Regions from separate parts of the Homo sapiens genome. Here all the other regions are linked to region 2. Evidence: chromatin contacts called from ENCODE Hi-C or POLR2A ChIA-PET data. All regions are on one chromosome and are shown on one strand. Each heading gives the region's core, a stretch centred on a gene start or an enhancer-like site at or near the end of the contact. The rest is flanking DNA. Distances are from core to core; before and after follow the strand shown. Region 1 holds the start of MARS1 (methionyl-tRNA synthetase 1). Region 2 holds the start of PYM1 (PYM1 exon junction complex associated factor). Region 3 holds the start of NAB2 (NGFI-A binding protein 2). Region 4 holds the start of ITGA5 (integrin subunit alpha 5).

Region 1 (6,116 bases), core at 2,575-5,074, 1.6 Mb after region 2:
TGGGAGGCTGAGGCAGGAGAATCGCTTGAACCCGGGAGGTGGAGGTTGCAGTGAGCCAAGATTGCGCCATTGCACTCCAGCCTGGGCGACAGTGTGAGACTCTGTCTCAAAAAAAAAAAAAAGCATCTTTTCACCCATTAGAGGGGCCCTAACTAGGAGGTACGATGGCAGGCTTTGCCTCCTCTATCATAACTTTAATCACACTTTAAGGATTATTTGATTTTCTGACTTTCAGGAAGTCTGTGAGTGCTGCCAAGGTAGCAGAAGCCCACATCCATTTTGTTGATAACTGTACCTTCAATGCCTTCTACAGTCACTTCTACAGTGATTTCTGGCATAAAGTCATAACTTTATGCCTCAGTTCCCTCATTAGTAAAATGGCGATGAGAGACCTACCTCAGTTTGTTTGTTTATTTATTTTAGACAGAGTCTCGTTCTGTTGCCAGCCTGGAGTACAGTGGTGCGATCCCGGCTCACTGCAACCTCTGCCTCCCAAGTTCAAGCAATTCTCCTGCCTCAGCCTCCCAAGTAGCTGGGATTACAGGCATGCGCCACCATGCCCAGCTAATTTTTGTATTTTTTAGTAGAGACAGGGTTTCACTATGTTGGCCAGGATGGTCTCGAACTCCTGACCTCAGGTGATCCGCCTGCCTCGGCCTCCCAAAGTGCTAGGATTATAGGTGTGAGCCACTGCGCCCAGCGTATTTATTTATTTTTTTTGAGACAGAGTCTGGCTCTGTCGTCCAGGCTGGAGTGCAATGGCACGATCTCAGCTCACTGCAACCTCTGCCTCCCGGGTTCAAGTGATTCTCCTGCCTCAGCATCCTAAGTAGCTGGGATTACAGGCATGCACCACCACACCCCGCCAATTTTTTGTATTTTTAGTAGAGACTGGGTTTCATCATGTTGGCCAGGTTGGTTTCGAACTCCTGACCTCAGGTGATTTGTCCACCTCGGCCTCCCAAAGTGCTAGGATTACAGGCATGAACCACCACGCCCAGCCTCTTGGCTAGTTTTAAAAACTATTTTTGGCCAGGAGCAGTGGCTCATGCCTGTAATCCCAGCGCTTTGGGAGGCCAAGGCAGGTGTATCACCTGAGTTCAGGAGTTTGAGACCAGCCTGGCCAACATGATGAAACCCCGTCTTTACTAAAAATACAAAAATTAGCCGGGCATGGTGGCAGGTGTCTGTAATCCCGGCTACTAGGGAGGCTGAGGCAGGAGAATCGCTTGAACCCAGGAGGCGGAGGTTGCAGTGAGCCAAGACCACACCATTGCACTCCAGCCTGGGCAATAAGAGTAAGACTCCATCTGAAAAAAAAAAAAAACAAAAAAACTATTTTTTTTATGTTGGCCAGGCAGTCTTGAATTCCTGGGCTCAAGTGATCCAGCTGCCCAAAGCACAGGGATTACAGGCATAAGTTACTGGGCCTGGCCTAGTTTTTTGTTTGTTTGTTTTGTTGTTGTTAATGTAACAACAGCCATTTTATTATAGTTTAACAATTGTATAGGTATGGAGCAGAAATTTGGGTAGGCCTTAGGTGGGTGATTCTTCTATCTCATGTGGCCTTGAGACCCTACCAAGGGTTACTTAAGAGTTTTCAGTGGGCAGATGGGCTGGTCTGGAAGGCTTCACTCACAAGTCTGGCACCTTGGTAAGGATGACTGGAATGCTGGGATTAGCTGGAGTTGTCAGACAGAATATCTACATGAGACCTCTCTAGCATGGCAGCTCAAAGTGGTAGGATTTCTTACATGGCAGCTCAAAGCTACCAGTGTGCTAGATAGCCTGCAACTGAAGCTGCAAAACTTCTTATGGCCTAGCTTCAAAAGGCCCAGAACCTCCATAGAATTTTCTGAGATCAAATATAAAGTGCTTAAAACAGTGCCTAGCTCATAAGTACTATTAGATATTAATTATTCTTAAAATAATATAAAGATGAATAAGAAGCGTCCCTTTCTCAATAACAGGTATGTGCTTCCTTGCATAATATATACTTATTGCCAAACTCTTAGCCATCTTGAATCTCAATTTTTTTTTTTTTGAGACGAAGTCTTGCTCTATTGTGCAGGCTGGAGTGTAGAGGCACGATCTCGGCTCACTGCAACCTCTGCCTCCTGGGTTCAAGTGATTCTCCTGGCTCAGCCTCCTGAGTAGCTGGGATGACAGGCGTGCACCACCACACCCAGCTAATTTTTGTATTTTCACTAAAGAAGGGGTTTCACCACGTTGGCCAGGCTGGTCCCAAACTCCTGACCTCAAGTCATCTGCTCGCCTCGGCCTCCCAACGTGCTGGGGTTACAGGCGTGAGCCACCGCGCCCGGCCTTACTTCTCAATTTCATCTTTTCCCTAGAGATGTTTGGCCGGGCGCGGCTGCACGCCTGTAATCCCAGCACTTTGGGAGGCTGAGGCGGGCGGATCACGAGGTCGGGGGATCGAGACCATCCTGGCTAACACGGTGAAACCCCGTCTCTACTAAAAATACAAAAAATTAGCCGAGCGTGGTGGCGGGCACCTGTAGTTCCAGCTACTCGGGAGGCTGAGGCAGGAGAATGGCGTGAACCCCGGGGGACGGAGGTTGCAGTGAGCCGAGATCGCGCCACTGCAGTCCAGACTGGGGGGCAGAGCAAGACTCCGTCTCAAAGAAAAAAAAAAAAAAGAGATGCTCTTCTACCCCTTTGATGAGACGTCGAGCTGTATATGAACTCAGACTGGTATTAATATTTTACTTGTCTACATTCTTTTTTTTCGAGACGGAGTTTCCTCTTGTTGCCCAGGCTGGAGTGCAATGGCGCGGTCTCGGCTCACTGCAACCTCCGCTTCCCGGGTTCAGGCGATTTTTTTTGCCTCAGTCTCCCGGGTAGCTGGGATTACAGGCGCCTGCCACCATGCCCAGCTAATTTTGTATTTTTAGTAGAGACGGGGTTTCAGCATGTTGGCCAGGCTGGTCTCGAACTGCTGACCTCAGGTGATCCGCCCGCCTCGACTCCCCAAAGTGCTGGATTACATGCATAAGCCACCGCGCCCGGCCTATGTACATTTTTGTTGTTGTTGTTGATAGGATGGATATGTACACTAACTTCCACTTTGTCACTAATTCCGCACATGGTAACTCCGAACTCTAAAACTCTGACCGTTAAGAGCTTGCATCGAGAGCCACTGCGAGTAGCTGCTGTTATGACATGGCCATTTCATTCTCCACAACAAGAGAAGCAGCCGCGGCTTCAGTCACCGCCCTCCAGCAGCGTAAGAGGATAAAAGTGCGACTTGCCCTAAAACCTAAACGTCTCTTCTGGATCTCCAGAAAAAAAGTGCTGCTCTAGGCCGGGCGCAGTGGCTCACGCCTGTAATCCTAGCACTTTGGCAGGCCGAGGCGGGCGGATCATCTGAGGTGAGGACTTCGAGACCAGCCTAGCCAAAATGGTCAAAGCCCGCCTCTACTAAAAATACAAAAATTAGCCGAGCGTGGTGGCACGTGCCTGTAGTCCCAGCTGCATGGGAGGCTGAGGCCGGAGAATCACTTGAACCCTGGAGGCAGAGGTTGCAGCGAGCCAAGACCGTGCCACTGCACTTCAGCCCAGGTGACAGAGGGAGACGCCCTCTCACAAAAAAAAAAAAAAAAAAAAAAAAGTGCAGTCTAGCCCGCATCTGCGGCCTCTTCATCTCGATGATAGTCTTTTCCTGTGTCTTAGCGTTGCATGATGGGAGAAATAGTCTACTTTCCGGTAGCGGTGCCAGGGCAGTGGCCTAATACGGAACTCCATTTCCCGGCGTGCCTCGCGGAGGCCGCTGAACTCAGAAGCGGGAGGCCGGTTCCGGTTGCATCAGCGAGGGATTCACGGCGAAATGAGACTGTTCGTGAGTGATGGCGTCCCGGGTTGCTTGCCGGTGCTGGCCGCCGCCGGGAGAGCCCGGGGCAGAGCAGAGGTGCTCATCAGCACTGTAGGCCCGGAAGGTACTCGTGCTGGTGCTGGTGGGCGGTGGATGGGGGGGCGGGACCGAAACACGCCAGATTCTCTGCAGCTGTCTTTGCCAAACCCCTAGCCCTCGCCACACACCCCAATCGACCACTTCTCCTATTATCCTTGATCACTCCACGCCTTCTTCCCTCCCAGTCACATCTTTCACTTCCTTTAATTACCCTCAATATAATACCCTTCCCTTATCTCTCTCCTCCCCTCTTCCGTCTTCCCGGTCCCCGCCTCACCCCAGTAAACTGCTCTTCCCTTCCCAACCTTCTCCTACACCTATCAGGCATCCCCCTCTGCTCTTTAGTTACTAGCATGACAGCCCCCAGGCACCCTTTTGTGTTCTTAGGAAATCCCTCTCTCCCCTCCTAACACACACACACGTTCCTTTCTGTTTACCTCTTCTCATTCTCAGCCGATTGTTTGGGTGACTCTTAGGAGGTTCTCTTGTAAGTCTTCTCAGTTCTTTTAATTTTGTTCTCCCACTGTGACCTTCAGATAATTATGAAGATATCCCAGTTACTTTCAGTCGTTAAGTTCTTGGCTGCAGCACTATCCCAATACCACCACCTCCTCTGCAGTCCCCATCTGTTGCTTCCAGCTGGCAGTTTCAGCTGAACACCTGCTGGCCTCTCCAGCCCATTCCGGACCACCCCCTTTCAGTGGTCCTATCCTGGAACTTCTGGGTTGAGACTGCCCATCTTTCTTTTTTTACTCACTGAACAATGCAAGGTTATCCTAAGTTGACAAAGTATTTCTTTTCTTTTCCTTTTTTTTTTTTAACCCATTTTCCATTCTTGCATCAGATTGTGTGGTCCCGTTCCTGACCCGGCCTAAGGTCCCTGTCTTGCAGCTGGATAGCGGCAACTACCTCTTCTCCACTAGTGCAATCTGCCGGTCAGTATTGGTCCTTGGTGTAGGGAGGTGGCTGAATCAAATCAGGCCTCACTGTCATTTGTGTGGCTTTATTTGCAGCCATTGTTTCCCTGTGTGATGAGAAATGGGCTAAATGGGCCCCTCTAAGTCCATCATCTGTTGCTCTCTCTCTGGGCAGATATTTTTTTTTGTTATCTGGCTGGGAGCAAGATGACCTCACTAACCAGTGGCTGGAATGGGAAGCGACAGAGCTGCAGGTAGGACTAAGGTATGGGGGATGTCAGGCAGGCCCTTGTTCTGCGTGGCCATCCTGACTCATGTCCCCTGCATTTTAGCCAGCTTTGTCTGCTGCCCTGTACTATTTAGTGGTCCAAGGCAAGAAGGGGGAAGATGTTCTTGGTTCAGTGCGGAGAGCCCTGACTCACATTGACCACAGCTTGAGTCGTCAGAACTGTCCTTTCCTGGCTGGGGTGAGTTGGGTCTTGAGATGAGGACTGGGGAAGGCTTATGGTGTAAGGATTAAGAGGGAAGACTGTATTCAGAGTGTTCGAACCCAACACTGCCACTTACTAGTAGTGTAATCTTGGCAAATCACTTAATCTCTCTAATCCTCAATTTTTTTCAGTTGTGAAATGGGATAATATTAGTACCTATCTCAGTGAGTTATTGTGAGGATTAAGTGAGATCATATAAAGTGCTTAATACAGTGCTTGACATATAAAGTGCTCAGTAAATGTTAGATATTACCATTGGGAAGAAACTGAGTGTCTCATTTGTGTACATTTTCCTTTTCTATCCCCAACAAAGGAGACAGAATCTCTAGCCGACATTGTTTTGTGGGGAGCCCTATACCCATTACTGCAAGATCCCGCCTACCTCCCTGGTGAGAACTGTGCATATCACTCCAACCCTAGGAGCTTGGTGTAGGGGTTACAGAATGGGCAGTAGAATACTGAGAACTCCCTTCAAGGTACAGCTTGACTGGGCAACTATAGCAGAAGATGGTTGAGGGAACTGGGGAAAGCAACTGGAGAAACCTCACAAAGAAGGGGAAAGATGCCCGCTCCTGCCTACCAGGTCCTTATGTTTGCTGATTTTCTTTTCTTCCATACCCACAGAGGAGCTGAGTGCCCTGCACAGCTGGTTCCAGACACTGAGTACCCAGGAACCATGTCAGCGAGCTGCAGAGACTGTACTGAAACAGCAAGGTGTCCTGGCTCTCCGGCCTTACCTCCAAAAGCAGCCCCAGCCCAGCCCCGCTGAGGGAAGGG
Region 2 (6,307 bases), core at 3,589-6,088:
CTCTACTAAAAATACAAAATTAGCCGGGCATGGTGGCACATGCCTGTAATCCCAGCTACCCAGGAGGCTGAGGCAGGAGAATCACTTGAACCCGGGAGGCAGAGGTTGCGGTGAGCTGAGATCTCACCATTGCACTCCAGCCTGGGCAACAAGAGCAGAACTCCGTCTCAAAAAAATAGTAATAAATAAATAAATATAAAAATAAATTAAGTAAAAACTAAGGAAATCAGCCAGGCATGGTGGTTCACACCTGTAATTCTAGCACTTTGGGAGGCCAGGGCGTGAGGATTGCTTGAGCCCAGGAATTTGAGATCAGACTGGGCAACAGAGCAAGACCGCATTTCTACAAAAAATACAAAAATTAGCCAGGCGTGGTGGTGTGTACCTGTAGTCCCAGCTACTCAGTAGGTTGAGATGTGAGGATCACTTGAGCCCAGAAGTTAAGACTACAGTAAATGGTGATTGCACCACTGCACTCCAGCCTGGGTGACAGAGCAAGACCCTGTCTGAAAAAAAAAAAAAACAAAACTAATGAAATGATGTATGGATTCTAGTTAATAGTAATATATCAATATTGCTTCATTAATTGCAAGCAAAGTACTATATTAACGTAAGATGACAGTAATGGGGAAACTGAGTGTAGGGTATATGGGAAATCTCTGTAGCATCTTCTCAATTTTTCTATAAATCTAAAAGTGTTCTAAAAAATCAAGTATATTTAGAATATTAAAAAAAGAAATGGCTAGGCGTGGTGACTCATGCCTGTAATCCCAGCACTTTGGGAGGCCAAGGCTGGCAGATCACGAGGTCAGGAGTTCGAGGCCAACCTGACCAATATGATGAAACCCTGTCTCTACTAACAATACAAAAATTAGCCAAGCGTGGTGACATGTGCCTGTAATCCCAGCTACTCAGGAGGCTGAGGCAGAAGAATCACTTGAACCAGGGAGGCGGAGGTTGCAGTGAGCCGAGATCGCGCTACTGCACTCCAGCCTGGGCGACAGAGTGAGACTCTGTCTCAAAGAAAAAAAAAAAAAGAAACGATACAAAAGTTTACCTTGGGTTGGCTAGAATAATGGTGCCTTTAACAGAAATAGTGATGGAAAAACTGATACTGGTTTTGGTCAGGTTGGATTTGAGGTATAACAGTATATCCAAGAGTGAAGATATTCACGAAACAATTAGAAAAAGGCATAGGCAACTCGAGAGAGGGTAGTGCTAGAAATAATGACTGCAAAGAGTTAAGAACAAATAGGCAGCAAGGAAACAGAAATATCAGGAGATTTCTTCATATTCGAGAAATCTGGGGCCAGGTGCATGCTCACACCTGTAATCCCAACATTTTGGCAGACTGAGGTGGGAAGATCACTTAAGGCCAGGAGTTCAAAACCAGCCTGGGCAACATAGCAAGTCTGCATCGCTTCATTTTTAAAAAAAGAAAGAAACAAACAAAATCTGGCTGTGAAGAAAAAGGAAACAAAAATGATAGGCCTTGAGTTTTCAGTGAAATAAAAATGAAGTCTTCTGCCAAAAGAAGGAGAATTAAAAGGGATGGTCACACAGATCTGGAAAAGGTTGGGGAAACAGCTATGGAAGAACATAAAAAATAAATTTAAATATTTATTTATTATTTATTTTTGAGACAGAGTCTCGCTCTGTCGCCCAGGCTGGAGTGCAGTGGTGCGAACTCAGCTCACTGCAACCTCTGCCTCCTGGGTTCAAGCGATTCTCCTGTCTCAACCTCCCGAGTAGCTGAGATGACAGGCCCACGCCACCATGCCACCACACTCAGCTAATTTTAGTAGTTTTAGTAGAGACGGGGTTTCACCATATTGGTCAGGCTGGTCTTGAACCCCTGACCTCAGTTGATCCACCCACCTCGGCCTCCCAAAGTGCTGGGATTATAGGCGTGAGCCGCCATGCCCAGCAAAAAATTTTTTTAAAAAGAAAAAAATAATTAGAAGCCATGATCTTGGCAGAAGTTAAGTTATATTGAATCTGATAGCTCTGTACTTTTTCTCTAGCAACATGCTGTGGCCTAGAAGCGGAAGCCAAGAAAACATCTCTAATCATACCCATCATTAGAGACAACAGAAGTGCCTGCTTAGTATAGAAAATCAAAATGAATAAAGAAAGCAAGAGGATATTATCAAAGTGGCTGGTCACAGAGGTCTAGCTGGGCAGCACCAAAGGCCATAAGGTACTGACAGATTCAATGAAATGGGAAGGTCAAGAACCAGAGAACTTGAGGACAAAAAGCTGATCCTGTGGGTTTAAGATAGTGAAATAGGTGACTGGTAAGGAGGCTAAAGTGATGGGGAGCAGCTGAAGAAAAAGCGGTGTCCTAGATGAGATCCAGGTTGTAGTGATTCTGATGTGCAACTGGTTTGAAAATACAAAGGAAAGTCGACCGTCTCATGCTGAGGAACTATGAAATCAGAATATTCCAATGGTGCTGGAGACACTGAAAATGATAGCAAGAAAAAAAGGAGAGAAAAAAATATGATGCAATAGGTCTGGGTCCCTGTGGGCAGTAAATGATGACACTAAAGTTTTACAGAAACTGCTATAATTGCATGGCAATACCTTCCATGAGGATTAGAGTGACAGTGGTAGATCAATGATCTGGACATAGTAAAGGAAAACAAAAAAGCAGTTTATTCCTTTTTCTCTTCCACATAGTCACGGAAAACAGAAAACAGCTTTTAGTGACAAGGTAAGGTAAGATGTGATACCTGGATTTTCACGGAGTCAGGGTAAAGAAAATGATTAAGAGTAAAGAGAAGTATACTGGATAAGTAGTATTTTCAAAACACACATTAAAAGTTGGTAATTCATGAAGGAGCTACTGGGTAGAGAACAGAAGGAAAGAGGTAGTACCACTTTAAATTGTGAGGTTGGGGAGAAGTAGCAGCAACCTGGGTTGTCATCAGATACCATAAAATAGGTGGGCTGAGGTGTAAGGAACATGGAAAGCAGCAGAGCAAGAAGCAAAATGGCACATTTTAAAACACCGTGTGTACCAAGGCACAGGCACACTGTTGCTTCTACAGACTACAGACTACACATATGAGGGCTACAAAAACAGAAACACTTTGCACTTGCACAGTATTTTATAAATTGCTTTTACATATATTATTTGATCATCATTGAGTAGCTATTACTACTATGCATATTTTCCTAAAGATGAGGCCATTAGGAAGGGACAAAACCATGATAAAAGCTGTGATTCTCCGTTTCCAACACATACACCTTACATACACAGCAGACACTTCAGCATCTCGGCCAGCCAGGCTGCAAATTCTTCTCTAGCCAGAAGGAATAGTGGGTTTTATTCACTTGTCAAAGGGCTTCGGAGAAAAGCCACTAGATACTTTCCTGTTTGCCTTTTCCCACCTTAGACCCCTCAATTTCTATCACCATCACGGGAGAAGGTAGCGAAGGGTGGCTCCATCAGGGAGAAAACTCAAGCTGAAAGTTGTATTAGGGTCCTCTTCCCTTCACACCTCTAAACCTCAGTGACCCAACAAATGAAGATACGGGAGAGGAAAAGGTACTATGTAGAAACGAGGAGGTCTTCAGCAAATAAAGCTTCGAGAAAAATAATGAAAACGGGACTGGGGTAGGGCAGAAACCAAGTATAGCTGAGATGGGGGAGGGGAAAAGAAGGAGGGCAGGAACTGGAGGGAAATGAGAGTGTAGAAGCCCCCAAGCCTGAAGAACCTAAAAGAGATATGAGTGGTCCAACTGCTGGAGAAAAGCTAAGGGCCCGTGAGGGTCCTGAAGCAGGGACCAGCACTGAAGGACCCCAGGGTTTGGGTGACCGGAAGCAGAGACCCCAAACACGAGACCAGAAGGGGGCGCAGGAGACACCCCGTAGGAGAGAATGAATGGGGAAGGCGGTCCGGGGGGCGGGGCAAAGGAGGGGCCCCGGGATGGGCGGGGCACAGACCCCTTTCCAAGTCCGAACCCCTGCCCCGAGAGCCCGGAGAGAAGCGGCTCCGCGCCTCCCGCACTCACCGCCGGTCTCGTCAGTAACATAGGGAGTCGCCATCTTGAAAACGCAAACCACTTCCGGCGTGAGCGGGCTGGGGTCCCGCCCCCCTCCCCACCGGAAGTGGAGTCCCGATCGTAGCAAGCCACCATCTTAGTCTTAAAGGGAGAGTGCACCATTTCATGGGCGGAGGTGGAGGAGGAGGAAGAGTGGAGAAGCTGAAATAGTTAATAAAATAAAGCCGTGGGCTTTTTACTGCCACCGATACCATTACTGAGCGCTTGCTGCCTGTAAAACAGTCCTCAGGGAGCCAAGAGAAGTTCCGAGGCACAGTCCCTCTCATCCCCAGGAACTCCTCGTACGTCCAGGACCTGCGAGGGAAAAGGGCGCAAGGCCCACCTGCACCCAAAAAGGGGGCCTTATAAATGAAGAAAGGAAGAATATCCAGGCTCTGGCCTGCACCCAGATCTCAGAGCGGCTTGGTGACGTGGAGCAGACAAACTCCAGGAACGCACTGGGGCGCACAAGTGTTTCTAGGGACGGTTGGAGACCCTATCTAACCCTAAGAAGGTGGGGAGGTCGAATTCGTGTGCCGATTGCTGTCGGCCAACCCACTCAACCACCAGAGACCCGCGGGAGGGGCGTGCAAGGCGGAGGGCGCCGCGGGTCGGTCACCTGTCTCCGTAGCCGCAGGGCTGCCGGCAGCTTCCATGGCCGAAGAGGCAGCGGACCAGGTTGGGCGGGCGGCCCTGGCCTGGCTCTGCCCCGCTGGGCGGCGCCGGGGATTCGGCGGCGAAGTGATGAGGGCCCTAGTTGCTTCTCGCCCAGACCTCCTAACCCTGAGTGCCTCCTCGGGCTGGGCCCTAGGGTCAGAGGGCAGGGTGAAAGCTTCTGGGCGGACCTACTTAGTATTCTAATTAAACTCGTCCAACCGCTGAGGATCTAAAGCGGGGCAACTCGCCAATAATCCGGTCCCGTAGTGTCACTCCATTTGTAGTCCTGCCCTGCGCCGTACCTCCCTATTCTGCAGACGAACCCATATGGTCTCCCTCCGCCGCCCATTTCAGCAACTGTTGTTCCTTCAGGGCTAAGTCCTGTTAAACTTGTTTCCCCTACAGCCTGAGAGGAGCCCGGCTGCAGGTTCCTCTCCTCAGGTGTCAACTCTGCCCTCCTCCACCCTCATATAGCTTTTTCCTTATCAACCCTTTTACCTTCCTGCTTATATCCCCACTTTGGCTTAGTTTAATGTCCAGCAGTACCCCTGGAACCAGGGAGGAGGCAGGAGGTAAGTATTGGTGACTACCTCCAACACTAGGCAGCATGTCCCATTTAAAAAACAAAACAAAACCCAGGCGCGGTTGCTCACGCCTGTAATCCCAGCACTTTGGGAGGCCAAGGCGGGTGGATCACGAGGTCCGGAGTTCAAGACCAACCTGGCCAAGATGGCGAAACCCCGTCTCTACTAAAAATACAAAAAAATTAGCCGGGCGTGGTGGCGGGTGCCTGTAATCTCAGCTACTCGGGAGGCTGAGGCAGAGAATTTCTTGAATCTGGGAGGCGGAGGTTGCAGTGAGCCAAGATCGCTCCACTGCACTCCAGCTTGGACGACAGAGTGGGACCCCGTCTCAAAAAAAAAAAAAAAAAAAAAAAAAAAAAACTAAAAAACTGAGCAATGGCTGACTAGGACCTTTATAAGACAAATTAGGCCTCAGAAGTTTTCTGGGGGCCGCAGCTTGCCTTCCTTCCCATCCTCCATGTCTGTGACTTCCACTAGAGGCCAATTCAGAATGTCTGGGGGTGGGGCTCATTTAAAAAGTATTTCCAGGCCGGGTGCGGTGTCTCATGCCTGTAATCCCAGCACTTTGGGAGGCCCAGGTGGGCAGATCACTTGAGGTCAGGAGTTCGAGACCAGCCATGGCCAACATGGTGAAATCCCATCTCTACTAAAAATACAAAAATTAGCCGGGTGTGGTGGCGAGTGCCTGTAATCCCAGCTACTCGGGAGGCTGAGGAATGAACCTGGGAGGTGGAGGTTGCAGTGAGCCAAGATCGTGCCACTGCACTCCAGCTTGTATTATAGAGCAAGACTCAGTCTCAAAATAAATAAATAAAAAGTATTTGCATACGATACACTGTTATTGCAAGTGTTGTGACACTGTGGTCTTAAACCCTTGCTCTCTTTTCACCGATTGTACTTCAGCCCTGCAGGGTCTAACATCTTGTCCTTAACCTTGTTATGATTAGACGTGAGAGTGTGGGATGAAGCCTCTAAGAACTAATGGGATACGTTGGTCTTGACTGAACTACCTCAGG
Region 3 (6,670 bases), core at 973-3,472, 1.2 Mb after region 2:
AAATATGCTTAGCATTCTACAATTTAGAGAGTTTTCCCGTACATTCTCTCATCCGAATCTCACGACAATCTTGAGAAACAAGGGCACAAAGACACAAACACCCGGTAGTTTCACTCTCACACACGGGTTCGCACCCGGACCCCCGCTGGCTCCCCTAGGGGAGTGGGCAGGCCCCTTCTGCGGAATTTCTCTTCCCTCGTCCCTCTCTGGCCGAGCACCCCCTCTCCCAGGACCCGGGAGCGGAGAGCTCAAAATCGGCTCCTCCCTCCCCCTCTTTCCCGGATCAGGACCGGGACCCGGGCGCCCCGCGCCCAGTAGGTTGCCGCTCACTTGCTCACGCCCTACTCCGCCTCCTCCTTGGGCGGGCGTCTCCCTCCAGATCCTAAGGCTCAGCGCCGCCCCAAGGGGGCCGGGGTGGGAGGGAGGGGGGCGCCTCGAGCAGAGGCTGCGTGGGCGGAGGATGTGCGTCACGGGGAGCGTGGGCTGGGGGAGGGAGGGGGCACGTGGAAACCCGGGGCCAGCGGCTGGCAGCCCGGGATCCAAAATAACCTGAGGTGGGGGGGGAGGGGTCGCCCACACCCCGTACGGGGTCGGGAGCGTCCCCAGGGGAGCCCGTCTAGCCGCACCCTCCAGTTGCGGGGCGGGGGACTGGGAGACGGGACTCTGCTCGTTCCCACCACCCCCACTGTGTTTGGCGCTTAATAGGTTGGAGAAGAGGACCTGAGCAACTGAAATCCTCCCACCAACAACGCGCTCCTTCTCCCCGGACCCCACAAGGCGGAAAGGTCTCCTCGCTAGGCCACATTGTAAAACCAGCCCCGGTCCACGGCCTCCACGCCCCGCCATGCCCCACCCCAGCCCCTCAGAAGTGCGGACAGAGAGGCGGGGCGGGGCTGAGATTCCGGACTAGGGGAAACCTCACCTGTGGCCAGTCCGCTCGCTTTCCCCGGCCCCCACCCCCCCTCCTTTCCCTGGGGCTTAGAGTCTATGGGCCGGGCCCTTAGAGCCCCCGCCTCCCCCAACAGCCCTCCCAGCCGTGGGCGGGAGTGCAATGCGAACCAGATGGGGCTAGGAGAAACCAAAGGGGGAGACGGTGGTGGGTTGCAGAGGCGGGGGCTAAGCTCCTTCAAGGCGCTCCTCCTTCCAGCTCCGCCGCAGGAAGTCACGTCGTAGGCTCCCGACCTCTTACTCATCTTCCACTAGACTCTCGGGCGAGGTCCCTAATAGACGGCCCCAGGAAGGGTATCGTCTTTGTCACACAAAATTCCCAGGCAGGGCCTCATCCTCAGCAAACAGAGGACAAGTGGAGGAATCCCTGCCTGACCTACGCGCTGACAAAAGCCGACGCGTCTAATCAACACGCGCACCTAAGTGGTGGCGTGCAGCATAACCCTCCCATTCCTGTTTCCCAAACTTTCCAGGCTAGCATGGAGGCCTGGGTTTCTGAGAGCGACCCCCTCAGATTATTCCATTGGGGCTGAGGAGGGGCGCGGGGATATCTAGGAGATCCCTGCAGAGCCCCACGCTCTCAGGCCCGCCTTAAGTGCACACTATACGGGAGTCAGATGCACGCACAGGAGAAGCCGCACAGCCCAGCCTTCGCTAACTTTTCCCGGCTCACTGCTAACATTCACACGTCCAGCACCACAAGGCCTGAGTATGGGCAACGGGCGTCCCCGTAGTTGTTTAGGCGCGTGTGCACGTCCGTGCGCTTCTGTGTCTTTGTGTACTTGTGCGTGGTTGTGAAACTCCTCTCTCAGCTCGGAGGGGTGGGGGAGAGAAGGAATGTCGCCGGCGGGGCGCTCACGTGGGTACGTGGGCGCCAAGAGGGCCGGCTGTGCATCCGGCGTGGGCGGCACAGAACGACCTCGCCCCGCCCGCTGGGTCCCCAAGCCCGCCCTGCACAGCCGGGCCTCGGTCACCTCGGTCCCCAATTCGGCGCCCCGGCTCTGAATCCCCGCCCCCGCCTCCTGCTCCACACCCCCTCCCCCCCCGTCTCCGCCTCTCCCAGTCTCTAAGCCGCGGCGTCTCCGCGGCCGAGAGGCCCCAGCGCCCGCCTCCCCGGCCCCCGCCCCCACCCCCGCCCCCGGCTCTGCCCACGCCCTCCGCCCGCCAGCCCGGCAGCCAGCGCAGCTCCGGGCCTCGCTCCCTGTGCGTCCTGCGGGGGCGGAGGCGCGGAGAGGCGGCAAGCGCAGCCGGGGAGGGTGGGGGGGCAGAGGCACAGACAGAGGCGCGGAGGCTCGGAGAGAGAAGACGTGGAGGGAGGGACAGAGCCTGGACAGCGGTGGACACGGCATCGTGCGCGGGGAAGAGGGCAGCACGCAGCAGGCGCCGAGCGCCGGGCACCGAGAAGGGCAGCCCGGGTGATCTCCGGCCGTCCATGCACAGAGCGCCTTCCCCCACAGCCGAGCAGCCGCCGGGCGGAGGGGACAGCGCCCGCCGGACCCTGCAGCCCAGACTCAAGTTAGTGGGCAAAGGGAGGCAGCGGGGAGTGGAGATGGGTGGAGCTGGACTTGGGAATGGGGTCCAGAGGGCGGAGGTCGAGGGGAGGACGTGGGGAAGCAGGACGGGGGTGGGGGGTGGAGACTGATGGAAAAGGGGGTGCGTCTTCGAATTAGGGGGCCCTGGGAGCAGGCAAGCATCTGATGAAGCTGGATATGAAAGAGTAGTACCCAAATCTCCATTCCTGGTTTACTCTGTGGGCTCCATCTGGCCTAAGAGCCCCCTGCAAAGAATGTGGGAGCCTCCAAGCACCAGGGGATGCCCTGGAGCTCGAGCTGGCATCAGTGCGGAAGGTGGGGGGACGCTCAGTTGCCTCAGTCCCTCGTTGGCACGGAGCGCGCGGGCCCCCGGTGCCTTTGAGTTAAAGGAGCATCAGCGGGGGAAAGGGGGGGTGACGAGGGAGGCAGGGAGGCCTTAGGCGTTCCTTCCCATATCTGTCCCTTTATTCACAGAGCGGGGAGGGGAGTTTCAGTGTGCAGCCCCTTCATCAAGAGGCCTTGAGCCGCTCCCCCACTCCACTTGAAGATGCGGGTGGAAAATATGGGAGAGGAGAGTAGGCGGGAGCCCCTGGGCGGTTTTCGCCTACAGACGCTACCACTGTGGGAGTGTGTGTGGGCGGAACGGCCCCGGAGCAGAACAATTGCGCCCCTCCCCCTGCCACGGCCCCTGAGCTGAAGGAAAAGGCTGACCGAGGAAGTGGGGAGTGTCACTGCTAGGAGAGGGGCCACTGAGGAGCACTGGGCAGCCTGGAAGGGTGGAGAGGTTCTGAGGGGAGAGAGGAAGCGTGCGTTAAGAATGCTTAACCAGGCCGGGCGGGCCCGGTGGCTCAGGCCTGTAATCCCAGCACTTTGGGAGGCTGAGGCGGGTGGATCACGAGGTCAGGAATTCGAGCCCAGCCTGACCAACATGGTGAAACCCCGTTTCTACTAAAAATACAAAAATTAGCCGGGCATGGTGGCGGGCGCCTGTAATCTCAGCTACTCAGGAGGCTGAGGCAGGAGAATCGCTTGAACCCGGGAGGCGGAGGTTGCAGTGACAGCGCCACTGCACTCCAGCCTGGGTGACAGAGCGAGACTCCGTCTCAAATAAATAAATAAATAAATAAATAAATAAATGCTTAACCCCTGGGAAAAGCTGAGCGGAGAAGAGTAAGGCACCACCTGGCTCACTGAGTGGGAAAGCCAGGGAAGGTGCCACACCCTCCCTTTTAGCCACCTGGGGCTGTGGCCCCTTCACAGGGAATGAAGCTGGCCAGCAGCGTCCACTGTGGGGGAGACTGGGCTCCTACATTCACTTTAGTATGGGTGACTTCACTTCAGTGTTGAGACTGCTGAGTGTTTAGAGGGGAAGGTGAGGATTGTGTTTTGGGGGAGAGGGAGGTCCAGCCATCCCAGGTCGGTGCTGGTCAGCCTCAGCGCTCAAGTTCTTCTTGCCCCAGACCAAAAAGATAAAAGCTGAAGATAAGGTTGTAAGACGCTTCGACTCCTACAGACACAGGCCACTGACTTTTGGGGCTTCGGGCCAGTCTAGGACGGCACTGGCTTGTCCATGCCTCTGAGCAGTGCCTGATTCTGAGAGTCTGTACTCAGACCTGGGCACTGGGCAGGATAGCATCCAAATGAGGGAGGGGAAGAAAAGCAGGCAGGAAAGAGGGAACAATTGTTAGTGTGGGTTGGTACCCAGTAGGGGGACTTGCACCGACTGCCTCTCTCTTGTGCCCCTCCTTCTCAGGCCCAGTGCCCGAGCCATGGCACTGCCTCGGACGCTGGGGGAGCTGCAGCTGTACCGGGTCCTGCAGCGCGCCAACCTCCTTTCCTACTATGAGACCTTCATCCAGCAGGGAGGGGACGACGTGCAGCAGCTGTGTGAGGCGGGTGAGGAGGAGTTTCTGGAGATCATGGCACTTGTGGGCATGGCCACCAAGCCCCTCCATGTCCGGCGCCTGCAGAAGGCACTGAGAGAGTGGGCCACCAATCCAGGGCTCTTCAGTCAACCAGTGCCTGCTGTTCCCGTCTCCAGCATCCCGCTCTTCAAGATCTCTGAGACTGCGGGTACCCGGAAAGGGAGCATGAGCAATGGGCATGGCAGCCCAGGGGAAAAGGCAGGCAGTGCCCGCAGTTTTAGCCCCAAGAGCCCCCTTGAACTTGGAGAGAAGCTATCACCACTGCCTGGGGGACCTGGGGCAGGGGACCCCCGGATCTGGCCAGGCCGGAGCACTCCAGAGTCGGACGTTGGGGCAGGAGGAGAAGAGGAGGCTGGCTCGCCCCCCTTCTCCCCCCCTGCAGGGGGAGGAGTCCCTGAGGGGACTGGGGCTGGGGGGCTGGCAGCAGGTGGGACTGGGGGTGGTCCAGACCGACTGGAGCCAGAGATGGTACGCATGGTGGTGGAAAGTGTGGAGAGGATCTTCCGGAGCTTCCCAAGGGGGGATGCTGGGGAGGTCACATCCCTGCTAAAGCTGAATAAGAAGCTGGCACGGAGCGTTGGGCACATCTTTGAGATGGATGATAATGACAGCCAGAAGGAAGAGGAGATCCGCAAATACAGCATCATCTATGGCCGTTTCGACTCTAAGCGGCGGGAGGGCAAGCAGCTCAGCCTGCACGAGGTGAGAACCCCCAGGCCTCCTAGGATTGCCCTTGACTTCCAGGTCTCCAGCCGCTTACCTCTGCGAGTTTCTACAGTCTCCGACTATCTTTCATTATCTCTTGACCAGGACCCCAGGCCCTGATCCCCTCCCCAACAGGCCCCTACCCCAGCGGCCGCAGTGCTTCCATCCTCAGCTGAGGGGGAAGCAGAGATACAGGCAGCACCGAGCTGTTCAGCTCCTTGTCACTCAGGACCCCACAGGAGAGGAGGAGGCCCCGGGCATTCCTAGGAAGCTGTGGGTGCTGACCTCTGTCTTCCCACCTCAGAAAGCTCCCATGTAGTGTCAAAACCAAAGCAAGCGTCTGATGGATGGGCCTCATTTGTCCAATGGTGAAGGGGTGTGAGGAGGTCTGGTGAGGCAGCGGGGAAGTTCGAATTCTGACTCTCCTGGCTGCCCTCCCTCCACAGCTCACCATCAACGAGGCTGCTGCCCAGTTCTGCATGAGGGACAACACGCTCTTATTACGGAGAGTGGAGCTCTTCTCTTTGTCCCGCCAAGTAGCCCGAGAGAGCACCTACTTGTCCTCCTTGAAGGGCTCCAGGTGAGACCCCTTCCCCAGGTCCTTCCTGGACTGGAATCCTGCTATGGAGTTAGATCATGTCCTAACCTTCAGCTCAGGCAGCTCTAGGCCTGCTTCCCGCCCACCTGGATGTCCTGCTTTTGGCCAAGTCAGCTTGTCTCAGGTCTGGTCTCTCCTCCCATCCATGTCGGGTCCCCCCAACCCCCTACAACAATAGTGCTTGAACTAGAGACTCTTTCTCGGCCAGCTTCTTGGCAAAGGTTTTAAATAACACATGCCTCTGGCTGGGTTCTGTGCTCTGCCAGTCGAGTGGCCCTCGTCAGCCTCATCCACTTTATTCTTACCCATCTTTTCAGGCTTCACCCTGAAGAACTGGGAGGCCCTCCACTGAAGAAGCTGAAACAAGAGGTATGTTTTCCGGGGTGCATATAGGGGCACTGGGCAGCCTTCCCCAATCCCCTCCCTTGGCAGGTCTTCATTTCCCCATGTTGGGCATCCACAGGTTGGAGAACAGAGTCACCCTGAAATCCAGCAGCCTCCCCCAGGCCCTGAGTCCTATGTACCCCCATACCGCCCCAGCCTGGAGGAGGACAGCGCCAGCCTGTCTGGGGAGAGTCTGGATGGACATTTGCAGGGTGAGTGTGCCTCAGAACACTTTTCTCTTCATTGAGGGTGGGGGAGTAGGGGAGGGGGTTGGGGGAGGAGTGAGCCAGGAGGCAGTGCCTGAAACAGGGTTGGGAGACCTGGCTGGAGGGGGGGCAGAAGGGCCTGTGGGCTGGCTATGTGGTTGAGGGTGGGGGTTCCATTGGCTGCAGCCCCTTACCTGACCAGTGCCCATGCCCACAGCTGTGGGGTCATGTCCAAGGCTGACGCCGCCCCCTGCTGACCTGCCTCTGGCATTGCCAGCCCATGGGCTATGGAGCCGACACATCCTGCAGCAGACACTGATGGACGAGGGGCTGCGGCTCGCCCGCCTCGTCTCCCACGACCGCGTGGGCCGC
Region 4 (6,888 bases), core at 2,421-4,920, 1.5 Mb before region 2:
TTGCCAACTTATTCCCTCCTCTCATATCTGCTATCTCCCCAGCTTTTGATTAACCAAGTCCCAGTTCAATACTGGGTTACTGTTTGACTCTGTTGGCCTGACAAGGTCAGGGGTGGAGAGCAGCAAGTGGACCAGCGCCCAGCTCCTACAGGTCCTACAGCAGCATGGGCCAGGCCAGAGGAGGACACCTGGTTTGGGGTCCCCTAGTGCATTCACAAGGGATATGTATGATTGGCTGGGGAAGAACAGCTGTCTCCACTTGTGGCAGTTGCAGAAGGGAACAAGGAGCTGAGCTGAGACTGGCCTGCCTCTCAAGCTTTCAAGTGTCCTGGGCCAAGTCACTGCCTCTCTTCAAGCTTTGGATTCTCTGGCATAAAATGATGGATTTCCCTTGAATGTTTCCTAAACTAACTTCTGGTTCAAAATTTCTATGACTCCTGAAGCCTCAGTTGTTTTTATTTTTTGTTTGTTTGTTGTTGTTTTTTTGAGATGGAGTCTCACTCTGTCGCCCAGTCTGGGGTCGCTCAGTACAGATGTGATCTCAGCTCACTGCAATCTCTGCCTCCCAGGTTCAAGGGATTCTCCTGCCTCAGTTTCCCGAGTAGCTGGGATTACAGGTGCGTGCCAGCACGCTCGGCTAATTTTTTTATTTTTAGTAGAGATGGGGTTTCACCATGTTGGCCAGGCTGGTCTCGAACTCCTGACCTCAGGTGATCCACCCACCTCCGCCTCCCAAAGTGCTGGCATTACAGGCGTGAGCCACTGCACCTGGCCAGCCTCAGTTTTTGTATATCTAAAAATGGGGCAATAATGCTTCCTTTGCTTTAACACAAGGATTTTTGTTACAATCCAATGGAAAAATCGATATGAAAGTGCTAAAGGAATATGACAGACTATTGTTACTATCACTAGTATAAGCAAATACTCAAAGCAAGTAAGAAATGAGGGAACTAGGCGGTAGCCAGGAAGGAGAGAACCAGAAACAGAAACAGCTACCCCATAAAAACCATGCCGCCCATGTATTGATCACTCTCTGTGGACCAGGTTCCTTTTGTATATGTTTTCTCATTTAGTCCTCAGAACTCCGTTAGTCAGGTGTCTGATTTTCACGGGAAGACCAGGCTCCAAGAGCTTAAATACCTCTCCCTAGGTACTAGGGTACCACGCAAAAAACTAGTAAGTAGTGGGGACTCACACCTACCTCTGTCTGACTGAAAGCTTTGCCCTTTCCTACCATCTAACTGCTTTGGTGCTCGCCCTGTCCTTTAATACTATTTTGGTGTTCACCACAAGAGGTGATGCAGGAAGAACAAGAACACTGAGGCTCTCCCTCTTTGGCAATGGCTGTAGGTGAGGGGCTGTGTTTGTCTTGTGTTGTGGGAAAGGGGGTGAAGGCCTAGCTGTGGTGGGAGGAGGTCACTGGGGAGGTAGAATGTTCCACTGTAAGAGGGTATTGTAAATAGGAAATGAGAGGGAAGGAGTGCAAGCTGGACACCTGGGTTCTCTTGGGAGGGGAGATGAGCAGAAGGGGAGGGGGAAGGGATGAGAGAGCTAGGTCCTGTTTTAGAAGAGGACTTTAGGGACTACAGGATCAGGCCAGGGGCCAGACAGACACCTAGGGGACCAGGAATGTGTGAAGTCCAGATGTTTTAGAGGAGTGTTTTAAAGGGAAATTTAGGGGAGGGGGGAGTAAAGAGAAGGTTAAATGCCAGACAACTAGATACTCTGATCTGCGGGAGGAGACCTCATCCCCTTCCTCCTTCCCTCTTTTCTACTCCATTAGGGCTGTGATAAGAAGTTTGAGGGAACCTGGGGGAGACCAGGCCTGGCAGAGGCTCCAGGCCAGGGTGATGATGCAATGGGGTTTGGGCAAAAGGCCAGGGGGGTGGGGTGGGGGTTGGGTGGGGACCTTGAATAGCCCAGAACAACAGTCGGGGCCTAATCATTTTTCTTTTCTCCCATCCCCAAGTCCTCCAGACAAAGGAGAATTTGCCTTTCTCCCCAGTTGTATTAGCTAGATTAACCCCTTTTCTCCAAAAACTATAGGGACTGAGTAGAGATCAGTTAACTGTCTCATGTGTAAAAACAGGTCGCTTCTGACAGAATTCCCCTCAAACCCTGAGATCCTGGGGTTGGGGTGGGGGTGAGCAGTAGGAAGCTCCCAGCTCAGAGATGTAGAAGAAAAAGGATTACACCAGTCATTGTGGAGGACCAGGAATCTGGCATCTATGGCCTAGCCCAGGAGCAACCACCTACCTCTCTTGCTTCCCAATCTCCCCGCCATCCCACATTTAAACAGACACCCTTGGTTCTAATGTTGCTTCCACTCTAACTCCTGTTTCCCAAGCCTGTCAGTACCCCATTTTCTAGGCACTCGGGGTCCGGGTCTGCTTATCACTGTGCTGAGTTGGGAATAAGGATCCTCCTTTGAGATTTCCAGGGTCCTGAGTCCTTCATTCTGACGTTCTTGGCCCCACGGAGCCCCCGTCTCCCCAGCTTCCGACCCCAGCCCCAGAAGTCCCGGTCTCAGCACAGCTCCAGCCGACCAGCTACAGGAAACCAGCTTTTCTCTTCCTCCCAAGAGCCAGAGGAAGAGGGAAACCGCCCACCCCCCTTCACGCGCGCACACACCCCTCCCGACACATCCCAGCACCCGCCCTTGGCTGAGTTCGCCCCCAGCCCCAGGGCCCCAGTGCCAGGGTCCCCGCACTCGCCCCCAGTTCTCGGATCCCCTCGCCTGAACAGAGATTGGGGGCGGAGGGAGGAGTAGGAGACAGAGGAGAAAGGAGAGGGAGCCGCCGTCCTCTCTCGGGTCTTTCCCCGGTCTGAGTTGAGGGGGGAGGGGAGGATGAGGCTGGCCCCCATTTAACCTTCCGACCCCCTCAGTCTTTGACTTTCCTCCTACTACACGTAGCTCATTCGGCTTCTACCCGTTCTCTCGCCGCACAATGGCCCCTACGGATCCCGAGGTCTCCTGGAGCCCCCAAAAGCCCTTCCCGGCCTCTGCGCCCCCTCTGCGCCCCCACCCGCCCCAGGTCCCAGCAGCCCACAGACTTCAGCCAGAGACCCTCAGCTCTCCATTCACGCGCTCTCCTCTCCCTTGGCCCGGAGACCCCTGCCCAGACTTCTCCAGCTCCGTGTCCTCTCCCCACCGGACACATGTCTCCCCACTGATCTCAAACGCCAGGGCCCCTCCTCACCCGCCACGGTGCCCTCCCTACTCCAGCGCGGGCCCCCAACTCTAGCCAGGGCCCCCAACTGCAGCTCTATTCCTTACAAACTCCACCCTCAAACTTAAGCCCTGGTCCCCTCCAGACCCCAGCCGCGCCCCCAGTCTCCAGGCGGCTCCCCCACCCCCATCCCGTCTCCAGCCCTCCTCACTCACCCGTCTGTTCCCGGCCGGTAAAACTCCACTGAGAATCCGAAGAAGGAGCCCGGGGGCCCCGAGAGTACTGCTGGGGCCTCCGCGTCTAAGTTGAAGCCCCCGACCCTGGGTGGCGGCGGCAGCAGCAGCAACAGCAGCGGCAGCAGCGGGGGTCGGCGCCGGGGGCCCCAGCGCAGCTGCACGGCGTGGAGAGGGGACTCTGGCGTCCGGCTCCCCATAGCGCCCGCTCTTCCCTGTCCTGGGGCCACCGACCCGGAGCCGCTTCCTAAACCTCCCAGAGGCGAATGACTCAACGCGGGGAGGAGTTTGCCAAACTCCCGGCTGAGCCCTCCCCCCGCCTGCCGAGGGGGCTGGCGGGGGGGCATTCCTGGGTCCCTGGAACTCTGAGCCCGCGTCCCCCACCCCTAAGGGGCGTGGGGGGGGGGCGCACCCCTCCAACCCCCTTTCCCCAGCCCCAGCTGGAAGCCGGTTGTCTGGACTGGGTTAGACTGGGCGGGTTTGGGTTCTTCCCCCTCCTCTCTGCTTCCCCCTCCTTCCTCCCCATTCCTTTCCAGATGTACAACGTAAACGCTCGGAAAACGAGTCGGAAAAGGGAGCGGAGAATTTCCTAATGAGGAAAGGAATCACCTCTGGTGGGCGGAGGAAGCCTGTATATGTGTGTGGGGTCTCCCTCAGTGCTTTAGGGAGGAGACTTTGGGGTCTAAAGAGACAGGAGACTCCTCTGGCGTCCGGCCAACTGGGATTCCCCCTTGCCTTCCGGGGCCGCCGGGTGCCTGGGTTCTGGCCAGCTGGATTTGGGACACAACAGTTGAGGTACAGAGACAGCGTTCGCAGTCAGCTTGCTAGAGGACCTACACGGGCTCCTCAAGTTCCGCTGCTTCCTCCTCCAAGCTTGCTAGTATTGAAAACCCAGGAGTTTGGGGTCATTCATCAGGAGGATTCTGCTCCAGTTTGCCCCCTTCTTGGTCCTAGGGTATGTAAACCTCTGCTGAGCCCCTTCCTTGGATCTGACAGTTGACCAAAAGCCTGCGAGTGGCTGGCCCCTCAGTACCTGCTTGATTAAACTGGCCGGGTTCCTACAAACCTGGAGAATTGTGAGAGGTGGTGGTGGTGGTGGAAAGTCTTGCAAAGGGACCCAACCTTCAGCTCCTAATGGCTGTAAACGCTGGGAGCTCTGGCCAGGCACGGTGGCTCACACCTGTAATCCCAGCACTTTGGGATGCCGAGGTGAGCAGATCACCTGAGGCCAGGAGTTCAAGACCAGCCTGGCCAACATGGCAAAACCCATCTCCACTAAAAATACAAAAATTATCCAGATGTGGTGGTCCGCACCTGTAATCCCAGCTACTCGGGAAGCTGAGGCAGGATAATTACTTGAACCCAGGAGGCAGAGACTGCAATGAGCCGCGATTGCACCACTGCACTCTAGCCTGGGTGACAGAGCAAGACTGTATCCAAAAAAAAAAAAAAAAAAAAAATCCAAAAACCAAAAACCAAAAAAACAATGGGAGCGGAAAGCCAGGACCCCATTCTTCCCAGATTCCCCTGTGGAAGTAGAGGAAGGGACTCTAGAAAGGGAAGGCAGTGACCCCCTGCCCACCTCTTCCCCAAGCTCAGGCTCTGTGTGATGAGATCACTTTTCAGGATTCTAGCCTTTATCTTAGTCTGGGGGAGGGGACTACAAGTCCTTTCAGTCTCTTTCCTCCAGGACTCCTCACTTTCCAGAATAATACCCTGTCAATAATATCCTGTCAACCCTGTCCCTTCTGTTCTCCAGTCCCCTGCCCCACTTCGGGCTGAAAGGCTCAGAATAAGAGTGCCCAGAGTCAATGTTTTTTTCCTGCCATGACTCTCCCCCTCACTCTGCTACTCCACTTCCTGTCCCAAATCACCCATCTGCTTTTTTAAAAGCCCCCCTCCAGAGCCAGCTGCAGCCCAAGGGAGAGGCTGGCTGGCCAGACTGTGGGGCAATGCTGGCCCGTATCCCATTCTCACATCTGCAAGTCCTGACCCTTTCTTAGGTGAGGAACCCAGGGAATCTCTGGGTCAGGATCTTTAAGCCCAGCATTGCCAAAAAGGCAACCTTTAGGTGAGAGCTACTCAAGCCATGGGCTGGGAACCCCCTTTGGGAGGAGAAGGGCTGAGGCCTGATTGCTTTTTAGCCCAGCAAAACACGTGTGTGAACCAAACACTCTCCTTTCTCAGTCTAGGCAAACTCTTTAGATTTTCCCAGGATTTGGGAGATTAGGGGTGGGGGTGGGGAGGGGTGCAGGGAAGGAGGTGTGTGACTCAGCTCCTCCCAGGAGCCTTGGTGGGGGACAGGGGACATAGCGTCCTGCCCCAGTCCTCCTCCCCACTCCACCCCTAGCCTTGGCCAACTCAAACAGGCCCCCTCCCTGTCCATTCCCTGCTCCTGTTTACACCGGGAGCCCCTTAGTCATTCTTTGGCTGGCCTTTCTACTCTCCCCAATATCCCTCCTCTCTTGGCTCTTTCTGCCCTTATAAGTCCTCTCCCAGTGGCCCCAACACCTCCTGCCTTTCCTCTCACCATGCCTGCCTTTGCCTGATCCTCTCTTCCTCTGCTCTGGGTTCGTCCTTAACTTGGGGTCCCCTCCTAATTAGAGCTACTTCAGCACAGACCTCCAGGCCTGGAAGCTGACCTAGAAAGGCCAGTGAGGAGGGGATAGAAGCCATCAGTCCAATCTTCTCCTTCAGAAGAGGAAATGGGTGTAGAGAGATGAAGTGATTTGTCCAGGGTCATATGGCTAGCCAGTTAGCGGTGAGCCTAGAACCTAAGTGTTTAGACTCCAGACCCAGTGCCTTCTCCTCTAAGCCCACTGCCCCTCTAAATGATCTATCTCCTCTCAGCTTTTTCTTTCTATCTTGTATATCTCTCAGCCTTTCTCTGGCCAAGTTTGTGTGTCTCCAAGTGCCTCTGCTTTTTCTCTTAAACCTGACCTCTTTGGTACCCTCTGTCCCTTCATTGCTCAGTAGGAATGATTTGCTGTGATGACTGACCATTATTAATCATGGTCTGCTTGATGGAGAGGAAGAAGGGTGAAGGGCAAGGCCAGGACACTCAGCAGGCTCCTGTTGTCGCCAGCCTGCTTGCCCTGAAGGCTGGAGTTTTAGAACCACAAGAGTGAATTTCCACAGAGGAGTTCAGGATACAGGTGCAAGTTCTAACGCCAGGGGTCATGCTGAATTTTAGTAGTGTGGAAGAGGGGTGGGGAGTACTGATAATGGTTTATTTAGCACATGCTGTATTCCTGGCCCTGGGCTTGACCTTTAATCTGCCTCTATCCCATTTATCCCAACTTATCCAGCACTGAAGGTATCATGATCCTCATTTTACTGTTAGGAAATCGAAGCCTAAAGGAGAGAAGTGACTAAGCGAAGGCCAACAGAAAGGGGCAGAGGTAAATCCAAACCCAATCCCAGTAGATTTCAGAGCCGTTGCTTTTCCCACTGCAATGTCAGCCCTGTAAACCGGCTGGGTTTCT

Evidence for each region. Hi-C counts contacts between places; a loop is a spot of excess contacts on that map. ChIA-PET counts read pairs that join two places held with the same protein, here RNA polymerase II (POLR2A). Pooled maps may share reads with other maps.
Region 1: a loop to region 2 is called in a pooled map, with 5 times the contacts of the local background. The contact joins the promoter of MARS1 here to the promoter of PYM1 in region 2. A Hi-C loop is called at or near these places in 1 of 37 single-sample maps with no recorded cell type and 8 of 50 pooled maps. POLR2A ChIA-PET finds 5 or more read pairs at or near these places in 1 of 52 experiments (RWPE1).
Region 3: a loop to region 2 is called in a pooled map, with 9 times the contacts of the local background. The contact joins the promoter of NAB2 here to the promoter of PYM1 in region 2. A Hi-C loop is called at or near these places in 1 of 168 maps with a recorded cell type or tissue (naive thymus-derived CD4-positive, alpha-beta T cell), 5 of 37 single-sample maps with no recorded cell type and 12 of 50 pooled maps. POLR2A ChIA-PET finds 5 or more read pairs at or near these places in 1 of 52 experiments (activated CD4-positive, alpha-beta T cell).
Region 4: a loop to region 2 is called in a pooled map, with 5 times the contacts of the local background. The contact joins the promoter of ITGA5 here to the promoter of PYM1 in region 2. A Hi-C loop is called at or near these places in 4 of 50 pooled maps.

Annotation. Positions count from the first base shown.
Region 1 is chr12:57,484,244-57,490,359 of GRCh38, forward strand. It overlaps MARS1 (methionyl-tRNA synthetase 1), which reads left to right and starts at 3,825. Exons shown (of 21, transcript NM_004990.4): 1 at 3,825-3,956; 2 at 4,776-4,866; 3 at 5,024-5,102; 4 at 5,181-5,315; 5 at 5,653-5,728; 6 at 5,964-6,116. The coding sequence starts at 3,848. It also overlaps a transcript of ARHGAP9 not described here. RefSeq lists enhancers at 2,802-3,749, 3,563-3,952, 3,750-4,696.
Region 2 is chr12:55,923,056-55,929,362 of GRCh38, forward strand. PYM1 (PYM1 exon junction complex associated factor) reads right to left here and starts at 4,839. Exons shown (of 3, transcript NM_032345.3): 1 at 4,670-4,839. The coding sequence starts at 4,706. It overlaps LOC124902941 (a long non-coding RNA gene), which reads right to left and starts at 716. Exons shown (of 2, transcript XR_007063325.1): 1 at 386-716. It also overlaps a transcript of DGKA not described here. RefSeq lists a silencer at 3,781-3,930 and enhancers at 3,949-4,529, 4,021-4,240, 4,281-4,450, 4,530-5,110.
Region 3 is chr12:57,086,892-57,093,561 of GRCh38, forward strand. NAB2 (NGFI-A binding protein 2) reads left to right here and starts at 2,223. Exons shown (of 7, transcript NM_005967.4): 1 at 2,223-2,463; 2 at 4,234-5,107; 3 at 5,557-5,690; 4 at 6,026-6,077; 5 at 6,172-6,304; 6 at 6,516-6,670. The coding sequence starts at 2,381. It also overlaps a transcript of NEMP1 not described here. RefSeq lists silencers at 425-574, 755-814, 1,815-2,434, 4,827-5,107, 6,455-6,504 and an enhancer at 1,495-1,544.
Region 4 is chr12:54,415,596-54,422,483 of GRCh38, forward strand. It overlaps ITGA5 (integrin subunit alpha 5), which reads right to left and starts at 3,671. Exons shown (of 30, transcript NM_002205.5): 1 at 3,386-3,671. The coding sequence starts at 3,603. All of the region lies in intron 2 of GPR84-AS1 (GPR84, ZNF385A, ITGA5 and GTSF1 antisense RNA 1), which reads left to right.